Regions from separate parts of the Mus musculus genome. Here region 2 is linked to region 1. A link is a contact called in ENCODE Hi-C or POLR2A ChIA-PET data. All regions are on one chromosome and are shown on one strand. Each heading gives the region's core, a stretch centred on a gene start or an enhancer-like site at or near the end of the contact. The rest is flanking DNA. Distances are from core to core; before and after follow the strand shown.

What was found. A loop is a pair of places that touch in the nucleus more often than their neighbours do. ChIA-PET counts read pairs that join two places held with the same protein, here RNA polymerase II (POLR2A).
Region 2: a loop to region 1 is called in a map of T-helper 2 cell, with 2.3 times the contacts of the local background. The contact joins the promoter of Efhc1 here to the promoter of Tmem14a in region 1. A Hi-C loop is called at or near these places in 3 of 37 maps with a recorded cell type or tissue (T-helper 2 cell and heart). POLR2A ChIA-PET finds 5 or more read pairs at or near these places in 1 of 5 experiments (embryonic stem cell).

The regions. Positions count from the first base shown.
Region 1 is chr1:21,214,396-21,220,396 of GRCm38, forward strand. It overlaps Tmem14a (transmembrane protein 14A), which reads left to right and starts at 4,180. Exons shown (of 5, transcript NM_029398.3): 1 at 4,180-4,494. The region is part of intron 1 of Gm28836 (a long non-coding RNA gene); the gene reads right to left.
Region 2 is chr1:20,947,432-20,954,305 of GRCm38, forward strand. It overlaps Efhc1 (EF-hand domain (C-terminal) containing 1), which reads left to right and starts at 4,195. Exons shown (of 11, transcript NM_027974.1): 1 at 4,195-4,365. The coding sequence starts at 4,303. The region is part of intron 1 of Gm51618 (a long non-coding RNA gene); the gene reads right to left.

The DNA.
Region 1 (6,001 bases), core at 2,930-5,429:
AGGTGTGGGACATGTCAGGCACTGAGCAAAGCTGGCCCAAGAGTGAGGTGACATGCTGTGGGCGGCAAGAGCTGACAAGTCAAGTCTGCCAAAGCTCATTGGAGCCCAGATAATGCCAGACATGGAGATGGCAGGGTTGGTGTTTCCCTGCTGGCTTTCAGTGTGGATTTGGTCCTGTCACTCCTTGCTGTCTACCCTCGTTCCTCTCTTTGGTAATGAGAGACTTTAGTCTGTGCTGTGACATACTGGGAGGCTGTACTTCATTTTCTTGTATTGCTGGGGCTCATAGTTTAGAGACTGAACCGAGTTTAGAAGCAACACTGGAAGAAGAGTCCTGAAATGTGTCTGTGTGTAGCATCAAGTGTGGCACAGACTCTCAAGCTTCCTGCACTAGAGCTGCTGCGCTGCACATGAGCACAGAGCCTGACCTCCAGGCTTCCAGGTGACTGGCTTTGGAGAAGGGCCTGAGAATCTGCTCTTCTAATCCTCTCTCAAGTGGTGCTCACACAGGTCTGGGCACCACCCTTGGAAGATCATTGTGTATATTTAAGACTAAACTCCAAGAAGGCTTAGCTAGGTAGCAAACAAGCAAACAAACTGCCAAACTGTTCTGTTTCCCACTCAAAATCCAGATTCACTCAGCAGAAGCAGCCACCAAGTCCTCTAAGAGATGATGAGAGGTGGCATCAGGTGGGCTTTGGAAGAGTTTCACAGTCAAGGGCATTCGAGACGTGGAGAGCCTCTGTGATAAGCTTATTGGTGCAAATGACCTGGCGGATACACAGCCGGTCTATCAGACAAGCTGCAGATTCAGTGTAGGTCACTGCATGAGGTTAGGGTGTGTGTGTGTGTGTGTGTGTGTGTGTGTGTGTGTGTGTGTGTAATAGAATCTAAAACCTTGCCGTTTCTCAGAGGTAAGGTCATGAGTGTTCTACTCAAATGCTTTCCTAGGCAGCATAAATAGCTCGATGGCAGCACACTGTGCTGACAGAGGACTTGTGTAATTCTGCCTTGAGGAGAGCCGAGCTTGAGGGCAGAGTGATTTCTATCGAGACTTCTTGCTTCTGAGACCTCTGAAAATGAATGTCCTCAGGGCTAGAGGCAGTCCTTAGAAGTATCACTGAAAAAAAAGAACATGAAAACACTGTTCTTTCTTTCTCCTTCTGGTTTTAAGAGACAGGGTTTTTCTGTGTCATCCTTTCTGTCCTGGAAGTCACTCAGTAGACAAGGCTGGTCTCAAACTCACAGGTCCACCTGGCCTTGTCTCTCAAGTGCTGAGATTAAAGGTGTACACCCCCATCACCAAATGAAAAGATTGTTGTGTCATGGAAATGTGTCACTTTTTAAAAATTGAATATAGGAAGGGGTTATTAATTAATCCTATACTATTTGTACTCCCCCTTTACATTCCATTTTATTGTACACATGTACATTAACCTTCACAGTGTTAGCAGAGCAACATATGGTAATTTTAAAATAGGTTATAACCCAGACTAGGTGGTTCACATCTATAATTCAGCCCTTGGAAGGCTGAGGCTAAAAGGATCACTGTGGCTTTGAGTCCAGCCTGGGAGATATAGGGGATTCCAGACCAATGTGGGTTACGTAGTGAGACTCTCTCTCAAACATTAAGTAATTATTAATATTCTATGTACTGTATGCACACATGCTGATTCAACACGTCTTTGCCTGATGAACAGAAGTAAAGTTGCCATATGGATCAGAAAGGAAAGAGTGAAGACTCTTTGCAGTGTACACTTGGAATACCTGAGACACACTGACTTTCTCAGTGATTGTTGAGAATCAGGCTTAGGACCCAGTGAGAATAACTCAGAAAGTCCTGACTGATTAGACAGCGGGCTGGACAAATGGACTGGTGGCCTGCTTCTCCCTTCCACCATTTTCTCCTCTCCTCTACCTATGGAAACACCCATTACTACAGAGCTAGCAGCTTTCCTCTGGGATCTGCAATTCTCAAAACTGTAAGGATTGGAAGCAGGTGCAAATGTCAGGCAGAGTAAAGAATTTTCTGTTTCCACTAACCTCTAATTTAATCTCACTGTTTGCATTAGGGAAATACACATCAATCCACAGTAGCACTGCTGTGTGTCTCCTATCATGGGGGACCACACACAGTCCCATTACAGACAGTTCATGACAGTACTTACATGTGACACAATTCTGAAGTTATGCTGATAGACATAACTCAAGACCATTTACTCTTCAGGATATTTATTAACCGAGCTTCCTTTGAGATTTTATGTATTTCTCCGGCATGCCAAAGGCTCTAGGCCATACTGAATTGTGCATCTCTGTTACTACGAAATATGGACAAAAAGTCTGTCTTAGTTGGGGTTTTTATTGCCACGATGAGACATGACCACAGCAACTCTTATAAAGAAAAAAACACTTAATTGGGGCTGGCTTATGGTTCCGTGATTTAGCCTATTGTCATCATGTCAGGAAAAATGGTGGCATGAAGGCAGACACTTGGGGATCTGAGGGTTATATATTAGGAAGTACAGACATCAGGAAGAAAGGGTGACATTGGGCCTGGCTCGAGCATCTCAAGGCCAAGAGACAGAGCCCACTCCCGGTGACATACTTCATGAAACAAGGGGACACCTCCTAATAGTGCCACTGCTATGAGCATTTAGGGGCCATTTTCACTCTAACTATCACACAGTCTTACAAGTTGGCAGAGGTGCTGAGGCCACAGGGAATTGTGTCTCTGTCACCATGGATCGTAGGTAGACAGTCTTACAGGTTGGCAAAGGCCGAAGGTTTCACTGCACCCTCATCCTCAGCTCCACCCTTGGCTTCCACTCGAGCAGGTGGCAGCTGATGGCTTGAGCTCAGGTGACAAGTTCCCTCTACCTAAGAGCAGTCCTGTTCCACATATCTGACAGTGTGGAATCCCAAATGCCCTACAGAGAGATGTTCTCTGGGGTTCATTTAGAATCACTGAATAGGAGCATGTTGTGGCGGCTTCATCTTCTGGTACTTTAGTAGGAGAATCTCTGAGTGTCTATTCTGAGCCATATCTTAATCTGCTGCCGGGGCTGATGGTATGAGGGGTGTTTAAGTGCAACAGACTGCACAAGAAGGACTGTGCTCCAACTTTCAGACCAACAGAACAACAACAAAGACCAAACTCTAAATCCACTGTGAGTAAAGGAGCCATCATTTACCCAAGCATGCCATGGAAATAATAAAGCTTTCCAAGAGGGTTTTCATATTATTTTTAGACTTTGAGTAGGAAAGAGTTCTGAATCTGAGGAGGGGGGGGGAAGGGAGAGAGACAGACAGAGAGAGACAGAGACAGAGATAGCTAGGCCACGTGTGCACAATCAGGATGTGGGAAGAAGAGAGAACCAGGAGAATCTGAAAGCAAACTTTAGGATGGGACTAACTCCATAGCTCCGTGTCACTCCATAGCCCTATGTCAGCGCCCCTGCGACACTTCCAGGGTCTGATTAATTCTCTAGGAGCAGTATAGATTTCCCAGTTCTCAAAAGCAGTCACATTACTTCTCCAAATGTGTGTGTGTGTGTGTGTGTGTGTGTGTGTGTGTGGTGTGGTGTGTAGGATCAACAAACAAATGCCACCTGTTTAATGTATATAATTAATGTATATGTCTTTGAGGTAATTCTATTACTCCTCACCTCCGAGAATTCTGGAGCTTTCCTGAATACCTTGATTGCTGTTGTATAAGGGAGGGCACAGTGTTCATCCTAATTACTATTTCCATCCTAGAAAGCCCAACTGGAGTCGCATGAGAATTTACCAAGAGACACAATTTAATGTCAGTGTAAGGAGATTTTCTGGAAACTGATTCCCCTAGCCTTGCAGGACTCAAAATTCTTTCCAACTGTGGCGTTATGTGCCACACCTCCTGATCATCTAAACCTGGATACCTTGATCCCACAGAGTAAAAGAGTAAAAGATCAGGAGGCTATCTATGCCCTTATCTACCTACCGGCATTCATGCCTTGAAATCAGGTTAACTTTCACTGATCCTGAAGACCTTCGCATTCTGGAACGTCCCCACCTCCACTGAAAGTGGAAACAATTTGTAGACTATGTATATGTTGTTTACCTTCCTAAAATTCTTATGACGATGTAGGGGGATCCTAGCTAAACCAAGGAGTCCCTCTGCAAGCATCATCCCGGCCGGCAGGGGGAAGCAGACTCCAACCCTGCGCTCTCGGGGCCTACACAGCCGGGTGGGGAAGCGACTTCACTTCCCAGGGTCTTGGCCTCTGCTGGCCCAGAGCTGCACCCCACTCCCAGGCCGAGGACAGTAGAAGAACTTGGGATCCAGGACTCTACAACGCACGAACCAGCTCCAGAGAGGACTCAGCTCTGTGCACTCTGCTCTCTAAGGCGGGTCGCAGCTAGGCAGTGCGCCTGCGCAGAACTGCTTCCGGATTGAGGGACTACTCTTGCGCTTTTTCCGCTTTCACCAGCTGCAGCAAGTGCTCAAGGGTGCAGGTGAGCTGTGCATCCATCCCTTAAAAGAAACTTTTCATGCAAAGGCATGAGAATAAACCGTTCTTTGCTGAGCATCCGCCCTCTCCTTCAGTCCCTCGATCTTCACAGCAGAAAACAGTTCAGACGACCTGGGGAGGGAGGGAGGGAATGGCATCTGCCCTCCCACAGATCTTTTCTGGCTCATCCTTCCAATTTCCTGAATTTCTGCTTTCCTGGGGGCCCTAAATATCGCATCTGTCTTACTCTTTACCTTCCCAGAGGTGAGGCGTGGTGGTAGGTAAAGTTCAACCAAGACTTGCTTCAAAAATGGCTCTCATGCCCACTTAGATCATAGGTAATTAGTTTATTTTTATGTGAAAATGCTTTGTGCATACTTATTTACAGATATCTTAGTGGGTGGAGAAGATTCAGGAGGACCTGAGATGGTGGGGCTGCGGAGGGATTTTCAGTTTCCTATGCTAAGCAGTGAATAATTTTGTTGCATTGCATCCAGGACGTTTTCCAGTCCTATATCAGCACCTAGCCTCTGTCTGTTGCATGAACATGCAGTGAACATGCCTCCCTCTTCCAGCCACATTCCACAACTTTCAAGTTCTTACACCCTTTGGGGTTTGGGAAGCAGGTGCGGGGAGGCAAGTGTCCTTTGCTTTCCAGAAGAAGCCAGCAAGATAACTGACTTGTGTAAGTTTTCACAGTAAGCAATTGTTGGCAATGGATTAATTTTACCCTTCTATAGAACTAAACTCAGTTCTCTGTGGAGACGCAGGAATTGTGGGATTCCTGACAATGTAGCCAAGGATGGTGAGGCAGTGGGGGTGTGGGTGTGGGTTGGGGGGGTGGCCAGCCACTGGATAACTTCCACACAGGCTGTGTATTGGAGCCACCCACTCATTCTCTCAGGGCAGTGCGCTTGGAGCTGTGTGCAGGTCAGCAATGGATGAACTAGTGTGGGTTTGCCCTACTTGAGCTTGGCTGGCAGAGAAAAAGAATCTGACAGGCAACGAATCTCAAGCAGGAAATTAAAGGAATTTATCTCTTATTGAAACAGGGTCACACGATCAGTTGGGGGACTCAAGAAGGTGAACTCACTTTTCATATTTTAAGTTAGCTTAGAAGAAAAATTAGAATCCACGTTACTATCCAGTGACGAATAATCTGTGCTATTAGCTTTGGATTTTTAAAAAAGTATGTCTTCTTGACTATTAGGCACATCAGTGAATAGTTCAAATATATGTGTATGTGCACACACAAACATGCTCTCGTGCTTACACACACACACACACACACACACACACACTACTGCCCAGAGACTCTGACTAAGGGAAAAGCATCAAGACTTCCCACCCTTAATTCCACTAGTGCTCCAAGACAGAGACCAGTAGGGAGCCTTGCTTGTAACTCCCCAGCCTTGCCCACCTCCAGGCTGTAGACTCTCAAGGCTGACTCTCAAATGCATGCACGCTCCCCTTTATTGTCCTTTCTCACAGGTGGGCACTCTCATCAACTG
Region 2 (6,874 bases), core at 2,945-5,444, 270 kb before region 1:
GTCAAGGTGACATAAGACTAGCCAGCATACTGCATAGCCTGGACTTTGTGGTCCTCTTTCCTCCCTTCCAGAGTACTGGGATCACAGGTGTGTGACACTTGACAAGGTCAGTCCTCTTTTAAGATAAGAGGCTCCAGAGAATGAGGATAATGGGATTGAGTATGGGAGGGTACTCTGGGGACATGCCACTGGCCAGTTGTCCCTCTTGCCCCCACCTAGAATTCAAGGCCTGCTATTTCTGTCCAGCAGAAAAGAGGAGAATAGCAAAAATCACCGCCAAGATAATCCAGAACACAGACACAGCCATTTGGAATTTGTCCTGGGAATTTAGCAACTGAAGAGTAGGGAGGCCGTGGGATTGAAAACCATGAAGTCAGTTCTTCACAGAGAGTCAAAGAAGTGATGGATATTAAATTAAATAGTCCCTAGAGGGGACTTTTCAGGCCCTGTCCTGTCAGGTTCCTTGGGAGACATCTTCCAGCCTTCTGAGCTCCTTCTCCATCTCTGATAGAGTGTTGATGGGTCCAATTTTGTATGTCTTGTGCAAAAATACTTTTTAAAATTAAAGCTGCTGTCCTTCACGAACGCAAGGCCATGTCATGCTCCCAAAACAGCATTCCATAGCTCCCAAACCCTTCCTCCAGTTTTTACCATTTTTTTCCCATCTTATTTGCTGTTGTTTGGTTTTGGTTTGGTTTGGTTTTTTGAGACAGACTCTCACTGTTTAGCTCAGTTCAGCCTTAAAGTTGCTGCACTCTCCAAAGTACTGGATCCTAGCACTATGATCCTAATGTTCGAGCACACACCAGAGAGAACAGAGAATTCTGTTGTGACTCCAGTTTCTGAAGGCTGGGATAATCTAAGAATGTGGTGTCTGCATCTACTATGTATTAATGTGCTACATACTACTAGTCCTTAAAAGTTGAAGAAGCAAGCAAAAGATACCTTGCTTCATAACAGCCCTTTCTTATAATAACTACTCACAACTCGCTCACCAGACAAAGGCAGCTGCCCCATGACCTAGTCACCTCAAAGACAAAACCTTCTCTCCGCGCCATGATCACTATCACCATAGCAATTACATCTCAACATAAGCACCACAGTGGACAGACCACATTCAAATCACGGCAGAGACTCGACCTGGCATGTCCTCTTTCCAAATGGATAGCAATTTTTAAAGGCCACAGACCAAGGAAGTTGTCTCTACCTATGCCCTTCTGTGGTACAAAAGTAAACTAAAAGACACTCCGCTGACCATTTGACTAGTAGGGTTTACTCTAAAAGTACACGAACAGAAGCCACTCCTCAAACACAAACTGATTCCTCCAGAGCAGTGGGCTCAGGTGTGACTGACCCTTCCAGTCCCACAAGCTCCCTCCTTTGCACCAGGGAAGGTGGACCCAGAGCAGCCAGACTGTTCAGCCATAGTCTCCCAAGCCTGTTTATGTGCCCTGGGGTTTAGGAGAACTGATATGAATGGAGAGATCGTGGGCCTGCAAGAGTACAAGCCTATCATGGTGAGTCACTCATCACTGATGCTGGATACCCAGCAGCTTTGAGGTACTGAGGAGCGGGGAGCTGATGGGCTGAGATGTTCATCATGACTACTCCCAGTCGCCATCCTCGTCACTGGCTTGGGGACGGTGCAATGGTGGGAACTTTTTAAAATTTTCAGCAACTGCTGTGATGCTAGTCAATTCATTGAAAGTTTTAATTAAATAGACAAATCTCTGTAAGTCTGGGCTTCGTGGAGAATTTCAGGAGGTCAGCAAGAAATACATAATGAAATGCTGTCTTAAAAGAAGAAAAGAAGGTAAAGGAGAAGGAGGAGGAGGAGGAAGACATGAATGAACAATAGTAGAGAGAAAGGAAGAAGTACAGGAAAAGAATTTTGTGAGTTAAGCATAGCCTTCTCCAGTAACATCTTTAGCTGTTACTTACTGCATTCTCACCCTGGCCCCTGAAGCTTCATGCCAGTTAGTGAAACCCACAGGATGATTTGCTGTGATAAGCAGCCATAAAGGCAAAGCAGATATGGTATCTATTCTTGCTTGTCAACCTGACACTATCTGGGATTCGCTAAACCCCAAGTGGCTGGATATACTTGTAAGAGATTTTTCTTAATGAAATAATTTGGAGTCAGAAGACGCACCCTTAAGATCTCGTGAGGTGGGAAGATCCACCTTTAATCTGGGCCACACCTTCTGCTTGCAGCCTATATAAAGGATGTGGAAGGAGGAGGCTGGCTCTCTCTTTGCCTGCTTGCTCTGACTAGCAAGTCCCTTCCTTCACTGACATTAGAGTCTACTTCTTTGGGACTCTGGCATATACTGAAGACATCCAGCTGAGACATCCAGCCTTGTGTACTGAACAACTACTGAATTCTTGGACCCTTGGTTGATAGACAGCTGTTGGACTAGCTGGATGACAGCCTGTAAGGCACTCTAATAAACCAAAATCCAGTGTGTTCATGTGTGTATGGTGTGTCCATGTGTGGTGTGTTTGTGTGTGTGTGTGTGTGTGTGTGTGTGTGTGTGTGTTTGTAGTGATAGGTACAGTAAAGCATTTATGTCTGGCTTTAAATGAAAGGTATGGTAAAACCTTTATGTCTGGATTTAATTGAAATGTTTCAGCAAAGTCTTCGCTATGTTTGGGTCAATTAGTAGAAGCTAAAAATTATTTTGAGACTGTTTGAAACCTGAGGAAATGTCGTCTCTCTCTAGAGAATCTGCACTTGGTCCTATGTGAGAGCTTGCAGCTGTACCAACCTTGGTTTTAAGGTGCTCCTAGCAAACCTGGAGTTCTTACTTTTGATTATAGCTAGCAGTGATCAAAAGGCTCGTCTGCTCTCATGGGCAGCAAAGGCAAGATAACTTTGGTAGCTAGAACCTTCCCAGCCCCAATTAAGCTTGTATAATATTTGAACAAAGTCACTGGAGTGAGCTAGCGGGATGCCAGCCTTTTCCAAGAAGGATGAACCCTCTTGCCCCTTCAGAAAATGAAGGCTTAGCATCTTGGTAAGCTTCTCTATTTACTTCGGCACCTACAGCCAACATCAATCAATGTGTTTATTCATTCCATCAGTTCTGCTCCTCTAGGGAACCCTGACTAATGCAGCTGCCATCTTAACTGGTGGCAGCAAATGACCCATGATACTCTCCCTCAGGCTTACTACTCTACCGTTTCTCTAAATTCCTAGGTCAGAAAACATGTTATAAAGACCAAACTCCTAGGAAATTTGAGACATAATGGAAAAAAATCTCTGGGCATCTTAGCTTCCCTTTTATTTCCCCATGCTGACAGACTCTTGGTTTCTTTCTTTTCCTGATGATCTTTCAGGAATGGGGTCACTTTTTTTTTAAAGGAAAAAAAAAAAGTTGTCCAGAAAATGCTATACTCTGCAGTACACATGACCCTGACAATATTTCACTCCCCTGAATTACTTCTTTCTCATGACTCGGTCTCTCTTTGAAGGTTCTCTCTTCCTCTGTGGTTCTTATGTATCACTGATGCTATAGCTATAAAGCAAGGACTAAGGTAGGCGTAGGCACTCTCCAGCTTTTCAGTCAACAGATACCCAGTAAAGTTCTGAGACCTCAGCACACAATCTATAGGAATCTACGGTGGAACAGATAGCTAAGAGGGGACCAGGAAGCCGTGGAAAGACTGGGGCTTCAAATCGGATCAAGTCTGAGCAACGAAAATGCAGTCGATTATAATCTAATCCACAGCCCTTGCCTCATAATTTGATGAGTCTGAAGTATTTAGCGCTTTCACTGGGGAGCAACCACTGTACATTGTGTCTGGACTAGGACAGCAGCTCTTTCCCCAGAGAAAGGGTGCCTGAGCTCTTGGGAGGACTAACGTGGAGCAAGGAACTTCTTTGTAACAACTGATCTAAAGGGACGTGGTCCAATCCCAGACCTCACTGCGCGAGCCAAGGCCTAAGAACATCCGCTTTCTTCAGCCCACCCCTAGGTTGCATCCTCTGGGAGCCAGGAAGTGGGGGCTGAGGAGAAAGGGAAAAGTATGGGAAAGAAAGGGGGCGGAGCCGCCTCTGCCACACCCATTAGCCACGTCCTGTGGCCACTAGAGTCAGTAGTGCTGTGCGCAGGCGCAGACCTGGCCTCCGCCTCCCTTTCCCCGCCCCCTAACATCCTCCCCTCCTCCCCGCCGCTCCTCCCCTCTCTCGACTAGTGTGTTTGGCGTTACCAGGGAGTCTGGAGAGGCCCGCGAGTGCAGTTTGTTGCCAGGGTAACCCGAGCGGCAAAAGGCAACCGAGGTGGCAGCTGCAGGGCAGCGATGGGGACCAACCCGGTGCACGGCCTGCCCTTTCTCCCGGGCTCGTCCTTTACAGACTCCACGGTGAGGGCCAGCCCGAAGGGTTCTCCACTTGGCTCGCCTCTGCGCTCCTTCATTCCGCAGGCTCCGTCGTCCTCGCGCATCCCAGCCTCTGCCGATTTTGCTTGGCCTCTTGGTAGTCCACTCACCCTCCTGGGTCCTCACCGTGGCCCTGTTCTTTCTTTACTGCCCCATCTACCTGCCTTCTGGCCCGATTACCCCAGGCTGTCTCCAGGCCTCTCCCCAGCTGCACTGTAACCCTACTCAGCGCCTTCATCCTCTCCTACCGTCTCTCCACAGCAGCCTCATTCTGGATTTGTCTCACCGCTTCTGAATCCTCAGGGTCACTGCCCTTCAACCCCTTTCCTCTATGTGTATGCATCTTTTCCACGTACTCCTTTCCTGACGGGTCCCCACCCCAGTCTCTGGCCTTTTGAGTTAAGGGTCACTTTTCTCTCCAGCTACAGCCTTCCCTAGAATTGAATCCCCCACCTCCCGCCGCCCCCACATGCTGGTTTTCTTGTAGTTTTTCTCTGTAAAGCATTCTTCCTCCTCTCCTTGTATTTCTTCCGTCTCAACCATAGGAATGAACCACTTAATGTTTCTCTTTCTGTAGCCCGTGTGTGTGTACTTACACACATGATTCATTTTCAGACTGTGTGTGTGTGTGGGGGGGGAGGTTGTTGTTTTATCTTGTCTGCAGCCTAGGCTGGCCTTGAACCTGAGAACCACCTGCCTCGGCCTGCAGACTGCTTGGATTAAAGACATGCCAACACACAGGGCTCCCGTTCAGATTGCATTTTACTCCTTTGCCCCAACTGTTTATAGTCATCATCTAGATGAAATTAAATATTAAATTAAATAAAGTCCAGGGTGGCGATGCACATTCGTAATCTCAGCTTTCAGGAAGCTGAGGCATACGGGTGGCCAATTTGAGTCTAGCCTGGGCTACATAGCTAGTCACTGTCTCCAAACGACAGCAGATCCAAACCAGACAGAACAGGAGCTTCGTGAAAAGGAAGTGGCTCAGAGGATAAAGCACTTGCTGCTCTCATAAGAGGAGTGGAGTTCAGATCCTTAATACCCAAGCAAGACGCTTAGCTAGACTGACCCTTACCTGATGCAGCCTACCCATGCCAACTTTGGTCTTTCATATGTATTTCCACATACATGCAAACAGGCATGTGCATATACACTCATATCCCCCCACACACACATGCTCAGAACAAACCACCCCAACAACAACAAACACGTCCTATCATATCAAAGCCAAGTGATAACAGTAATTTGGGTTCTTAGTTTCCTCCTAACATAGGTTAACTGTTTGTTCATTTCTTTCGACACCAGGTCTCAAGCAGTCCCAGTTGACTTCACACACTATATAGTCTGGGCTGATCTGGAACTGATCCTCTGGGCTCCTAAGTGTGGGGTTACAGGCAGGTCACCAAAGACAGATCTTTGTGTCAGACAAACACTCTAACAACAGAGCTACACTCCCAACCCTAACTCTCAAAAGCATTCGGCATTTAAAAAAATTATCAGAGTTACAGAAGTAATTCTGAAGAGTCAACATTAAGATTGGGTGACGATGACCATAGGTAAGCCAGTGGTCATTTGTATTTATACGGTTTAATGATTCAGACTCTTACATTTCTCTTTCCATTTCTTAAGGCAAATTATTTCATCTACTTGTTTTCTAGGGGACACAGATTTCAATTTTAGTTGAAAATGTGGTGAGACTCTCAGACTCTCTTCTAGTCTTGTATTAAGATGGTCATCTTTTAAAGCTACAAGCTCATTCAATGTGATTCCTGTTTGTTTGTTTGTTTGTTTGTTTGAGACAGGGTTTCTCTCTCTTTTCACCCGACTAGCCTGAAATTTGCTGTGTAACTTAGCCTATCCCCAGACTCACTATGATCTCTAGCCACCATTTCTCAAGGACTGGATTAAAAGAAGTCTGGCATATGGTGCCTGGCCAGCATCATAGATTTTCTGTTTTAATGAACTTTTAAATTTTTATATGATCTAAAACTTGTAGACATTGTCATATGCTGTGTAGCGTCAGCTAACACATTTGGTATCTGCAAGTGTGGATTATATGTGCATGTGTGTACAGGAATGCGCAGCTCGCATCAAAGCCCAGCAACAACAGAAGTTCAGGTGCTTGGTCGATACCCTCGAGGAAAGGCTCAATTGATTTGTGAGATTCTACAAGTGTGGGTAGGAGTGCCAGACTTTAAATATTTATATGGAAAGATGAAGTGTCTTGGACATACTTCAGTCCAGACCACTAGACCTTTTATGGTAGTAGAGACCATAAGAGAGGAGGGAAGGATAGGCTAGACTCCAAGGAAACTGAGAGATAGTCAAGTTATTCTCTCTATTCTTAATAAAAATAAAGTTTATGATTATTTGTAAATCATGTATGCATAACATGTTAACCATATTGCATGTGGACAATTTGAGAGTGACCCCACAAAGAACATAACCCCCCACTGAATTGCTATAACCTTAATTTTGCTTTCCTCCTTTA